2 separate regions of the Homo sapiens genome follow, and region 1 is linked to region 2. A link is a loop called in an ENCODE intact Hi-C map of the cell type or tissue named here. Cell type or tissue: Panc1. All regions are shown on one strand. Links, peaks and the distances in the headings refer to the core of each region. The heading gives the core; the rest is flanking DNA. Region 1 has its middle 110 kb from the start of SST. Region 2 has its middle 28 kb from the start of MASP1.

Evidence for each region. A loop is a pair of places that touch in the nucleus more often than their neighbours do. Peaks named below come from ENCODE experiments on the same cell type or tissue, not always from the same donor. Only the 100,000 strongest peaks of a DNase experiment are listed, where the experiment ranks them.
Region 1: a loop joins it to region 2, with 2.4 times the contacts of the local background. A loop is called at or near these places in 3 of 110 quality-filtered maps.

Annotation. Positions count from the first base shown.
Region 1 is chr3:187,563,517-187,566,428 of GRCh38, forward strand. No RefSeq gene overlaps it. Among named protein-coding and RNA genes, the nearest start is that of SST, 110 kb to the right of the region's middle. In Panc1, for the core only: no CTCF peak of the experiment used is centred there; no DNase peak of the experiment used is centred there; H3K4me3 peaks cover 271 bases.
Region 2 is chr3:187,318,509-187,321,420 of GRCh38, forward strand. No RefSeq gene overlaps it. Among named protein-coding and RNA genes, the nearest start is that of MASP1, 28 kb to the left of the region's middle. In Panc1, for the core only: CTCF peaks have their summits at 456 (motif pointing right) and 1,405; DNase peaks (open chromatin) are centred at 573 and 1,393; H3K4me3 peaks cover 755 bases; H3K27ac peaks cover 2,500 bases.

The DNA.
Region 1 (2,912 bases), core at 217-2,716, 250 kb after region 2:
CACACACACACACATACATACATACATACACATTTATACTTCCTGCTGACCAGGTCAAAGAATATATATTAACGTATAAATAAATACATATACACACATTTATACCCGTGACCACCGTGCCTTTTATCTGTTGTACACGTTAGGATTCTGAAAATACCGTTGTTTGAATTAAGCTTTAAAAACTTTGAAAACTCACATTTGAAAGGACTGAGGTCCAGAAAGAGGCCAGACTTTCCCAGAATCACAGAGCAAGTTAGTGACAGGGCATGGAAGAAGTTATGGGTTGGCAGAAGTCTAGTGTTTTATGATGGTGGCTAGAGATGACGGCTGAGACCTCAGGAGTGATTTTTGAGGAGGAGCTGTGATTCGGGTTTACAAGGAAGAATGAGGAGAGAGAAGTGCTGGAAGAATGAAAACATCGGCCGGGCGCGGTGGCTCATGCCTGTAATCTCAGCACTTTGGGAGGTCGAGGCGGACGGATCACTTGAGGTCAGGAATTCAAGACCAGCCTGGCGGACATGGTGAAACCCCGTCTCTACTAAAAAAACACAAAAATTAGCTGGGCATGGGGGAACGAACCTGTAATCCCAGCTACTCGGGAGGCTGAGGCAGGAGAATTGCTTGAACCCAGGAGGCGGAGGTTGCAGTGAGACAAGATCACACCATTCCAGTCCAGACTAGGCAACGAAAGTGAAACTCCATCTCGAGAAGAAAAAATGAACACATGATTTGGTAGCGGAAAGGACAATAAGATGATGCGAAGACTAGGAAACTAGATCAAAGAAAGGTCTGTTTGAAATGAGTGAAACCTGCATTATTTGTTGGTTGAAGGCATAGAGTGGGAGGAGAAAAAGCAACTGAGGGAGCAGGAGACTTAAGAGAGAGAGTGGACAGAGCTAAGTGCTTGGGGAGAGCTGGGCAGGGTAAGGCCAGGAGTCCATGGGGAAGGATACAGGGCACTTCTTCATCAAAAGGAAAAGAAAAGGAGAAAAGAACGGGGAGGAGCTCTGAAAGATTTTCCTAGTGAGCCACAGGAAGCTGAGGAAGCTCAGAGCAGAGAAGATCCCTGCTGGCAAATCAAAGACAAGCTGTGAACTGGGGAAACTGAGGAAATAGGGTGCAGTTTGAGACGTGGAAATGTGGAGAAGAATTTGCACGACTGCTTTGGGAAGCAATCAGACATTAGAAAACAGGAAATAAAAACTTAGTGATGAGTGGCGAGGGCTCAGCTGAGGTTGGAGGCTAGGACTTTGCAGGGAGCTTACTCTTGTCCCTTTCCCAGAACTTCTCTGACTGTCCTGAAACCAGCAACTCAGTGCAGACCCCTGCCCAGTGCTGTGGGATATGGGGATACCTAGATCTTTTCTGCTGCTTTTGCTTAGATCTGGGGAGGCTGATAAATTTGTTAATGGTGGCCAAATGGAGGATATTATGAAGATGGGGACCAGCTGTTCTTCCTCTCCACCAAAGGAAAAAAATCAGGGCCTGTGGAATATGGAGAGAGGAAGAAGAAATGGAATTCAGTAGAGCAGAAAAATATCGCCCAGCTACATTCAGGAAAACAAACTCCTCATCATAACTTTGTTCTAAAGAACAGCAATTAGGTTATAGGATGACATATTTAATTCTTCAATTGGTTACTTCTGTTATGGGCTTAAAAATAAATGAACTTAAGCTATAGCTTGAGCTATTTAAGCAAATGTCAAGGAACACATTTGTGGGACTGTTAAAAAGCAGTATAGCATAATGGTTATTATTTATTATCATGGCCTTTGGAGCCGTACTGTCTGGGTTTGAATCTTGCCTCTTAAAAATTGCATGGCCCTGGGTGAGTCACAGCCCTTTCATGTTCCATTTACTTCATCTCTAAAATGGTGATGACAATATGCCTAACTTACGGGGTTGCGAAAGGCTCTTAGAACACAACCTGATAAACAATATTCCATAAATATTAGCTATTGGCTGTTATCATTTTTTTAAAAACCAGATTTCTTGGTGAGTTTCATAGAAGTACTTGCTTTCAGAGTAGAGGATTCCAAGAGCCCTCGGTCCTATGGCTTTCAAACTGCTCTTCAGTGCTCAAGAGTGAAAGAGACATGCTTCTGGGGTTCCTTTGGGAGTAAAAAGGGAAAAAAGGCTGCTGTGGCTCTTACCCATTCCCCAGCTTCAGTGGGAAGAATAATGAGCCTAAGAATGAAAATAGCTCTGTTCTATCAATTTCACCTACTTTTCAGTTTTCTGTCTATATCTGGAAAGAAGCTTTCAATATTAAACAAAGAAAACGGAACTAATTTAACACATGAAGAGACTGAAGTCTAGAAGGAGAAATGACTTCCCCAAAGTCAAATGCTGACTTTTCAGCAGAGCGAGATCTAGCACCCAGGCCTCCTGCCTCCCCTTCCGGGACTGCTTCTACTACAGCTTCCTATGGGTTCGGGCCCCACCACAAAATGCCTAGAGACACATGGCCACCACCCAGGCTGCATATCACAATTTCATCATTATGCACCATGCCCCGCTCCAAGGTCTTGATCCCAAAAAGACCTTTCATCATGGAACTGTGGGGAAAGAGAGGAATATCCTAAAGTTTTTCCTAAATGTATGTATATGTGTGTATGTATTCCTAAATGCATGATTGTTTTTCTTTCTCAAACAACCTAGCTTATTCACATTTCCTCTAAAGACTTTTTCTAATTCTCCAGACAATTGGCTATCCCTTCCCAGAGCTTCCTGCGGTGCATCTTCTCAGCATAATGTTTTCATGATCATTTTTTCCTGATGAATAAAATATCCTACTTTCAAGTCAATCATCTTTGACTTCCCAGTGCCAACTTCAGAGAATGGCACATAGCAGGCACTGGGCAGATAATGGAGATGAATACATGTTTTAAATCACCAGCTGATATACTAAT
Region 2 (2,912 bases), core at 142-2,641:
ACTGCTGCCTTGACCCCATCCCATTGCTCTCCTCCTTAAAATCCTTCATGGGGCTCTCCTCCTTACAAACAGACGCTAAGCTCCATATCCTGGCATAAAGGACCTTTGGTGATTTGGCCCCTGTGCAGCTCTTGGGTCGCCCCCAACTCTCAAATCTGCTCTGTGCCCCGGAGATATCCTTAACACACCTGCTTGCTCCCACCCTGAGCCTGGCAGTTCCTGCTCTCCACCATGTTTCACTTGCACCCACCTTCAAATCTCAGAGTGGGAAACAGCTCCCGAACAAGAGGAAAGGCCTAAGCCCCAGTGTTGGCTCTGCCATTGATAAGTCACATGACATATTGATTATACAATCCTTGAGCCCCAACTCATATGTAAGCAAAGAGAGGACTTTAAACTGATTTCAGTTTTGGAATACTTAAAAAAAATCAGAAATACAAACTTCGTACAAATGTGTTGTGAAAGGTGCAGTAACAAGTCGTAGCCACCAGAGAGCACTAGAGGATCTCATTCAGCACAAGCGCGGGGCTTTGTCTCCATGACTTAGACTTCATTCTGGGGGTGGTCTACTCGAATTTGGGGCTGATGGGTGCCATCAGCTCCATGCCTAACCTTTATGTAAGAATATTATGAGACAGAGGAGCAGAATCTGTCACTTAAAAACTTCACTTTGGGGGAGGCAATGAAACTAGTCGTTAGTTGTCTTTAAATGCACAAATTTCAAAAGCAGCCCTTTCCGTGCTGGCTGGTGCATTTTGAAGGCTGTCCCAGTACTCCCACCCTACAGCTCATTTTTGGACCTCATATGCCGGACACATGGAGGGAGTTGTTTTGTTCGGGTTCTAGTGGAACCATCTGTACATTCCTCACTCTCTGTGGGGAGCAGGAATTGATCACAGGAAATGACCTCAGCTGCCTTGGGAAAGACGGACTTCCCATCCCTGCGGCTTTGAGCAAATCTGCTTAGTTGAGGGGCTGAGGAGGTAATTCTAGACCCTCCTGTGGCTGGGTTTGAATCTGAGACGCCTCTGAGGATCTGATGAAAGTCATGGACAATCCCCTCCAGAATACTCATAATATGCAGATTATTTCAGCAGCTTCGCAGACCTTTTATCTAGGAACCCAGGCTATGGACTATTTAGGGTTCCTCTCAGCTTTAAGAACCCAATGTCTTATAGTTGTACTTCATAACGAGCTATGCACATTAGCAGCTTTCTAATTTGTAGTAAGACTAAACTCTTGGTTATTTCCTCTGGAGAAGTGGGGGTGATGCATCCCACTGTTTAGGAATACCTCAATAGTGGATCATCCATCAGATCTGGGCTTTCCTATGAGCACTTCAGCCCCTTAGAGAGGGTGCATTCTGAAACTCTCCTGCAGGGGAGGCTAAAGAGCCACACATATCCCCAATGAGTCCCTGCTCGCTGGGGATGTGTCCTGGCCACGCAGGGAGGAAGTGAAGCTTCTTGCCATGTCGGTGTCCACATCTCAGTCCTGAGCTTTCTTTGTAAATCTTTCTGTGTTCTGGGAAGCTCCAGGGACTCTGCCTGCTTTTCTCTGCGCTGTACAGCTCCTCCATATGCTCCTACCTTTGGAGTTCTTTGCATCCTGAAGCTTGTGACCTAGAAGCTTCATAAGACAAAATAGCTAGCAATGACCTTGGGATTAAGATGCTCAGTCTTGTCTTGACTCTGCCGTTTATTAACTGTGGGACTCTCGGCCTCAATTATAAAATAGGAATAATAACTCCTATTTCTTATCTTATTGGGTTCTTTTATTTTTATTTAACAAATATGCACGGAGCGCCTGTTACGTGCCACTCCCCGTCCTTAGCACAGTTGATAGCAATGAATGGGACAGACATGATTCTCTGTCTTGATGAAGCCGACAGTCCAGGGTAGTTTGAGAATCAAATCAGCAAGTATCTGAACACCTTCTGTTAACTACGGAGTGCTCTACTCACACACTCTTCCTACTGCTTTTGCTTGATAACAACAACCTTGATCTAGAGAGCAGTGAATCATTTGAAAATTCGTAACACAGCTCCCTTCTGAGCATATAGCAGTGCCCTTGTGACATGGTGGGTGCAAACTCTCCTGGGGGTCACAGGGTAGAGCCCCTGACTCTCTCCCAGCCTTGACTGAACTCATAGGGTCTCCTGGGCTCTAGCAACAGCCATGTTTTCACCTCGTATGCGTTTTTTCCCCACAGTGCCCTGAGCCTTCCAGGAAAATTGATTCACCCAAACAAGCAGGTCAAGATTTCCATTTGATCTTATTGCTTCATGTGGTCCTAAATTCCCATAGCCATAGTTGCATATAGAAAGTAAATTAATATTAGTAATGGGGAGCTGGGAGGCCCTCAACTCCCATTTCTCATCTTATCCCCTTTTCCTCTCCAGGTCCACTGGCTGGGTCAGGCTCTGTGTCTGGGCAAGGAGCCATCAGTGGATGGGCTACAGATGAGCAGCAGTGGCCCAGTGGTTCTAACTGCTCAGAGGACTTCAGGCAAGAAAATGGGGCTCTTTCTTATCCCAAGGGCTCAGAAATATAAAATGTTGTCTCTAGCCTCTTCCCAATACTCCTCTCAGTTACAGAAATACCTGCTCCTCTTACCAGGTGGCTTTAAATGGACATCGAGGCATTCAGGCAAGACTTGCACGTTGAGGGGCTATGTTCACTCGGGAGAGGCTCTGTGTGTGTGAAGGTCACTAATATCTGCATTTTTATTGAAGAACATGTCAGACTTGAGCTATTTCTGTTCCATGAAAATTATTCAGAAAACTAATTTTTCTGGACAGAGTGAAAAAGGCAGGGACGGGAGGAATTAATGATTAGGGATTTTGAATTCCTCTCTCTTGCTTCTGAGAAAATTGAAAAATACATGTCAGTTCTGCATTAAAGAAGACATGC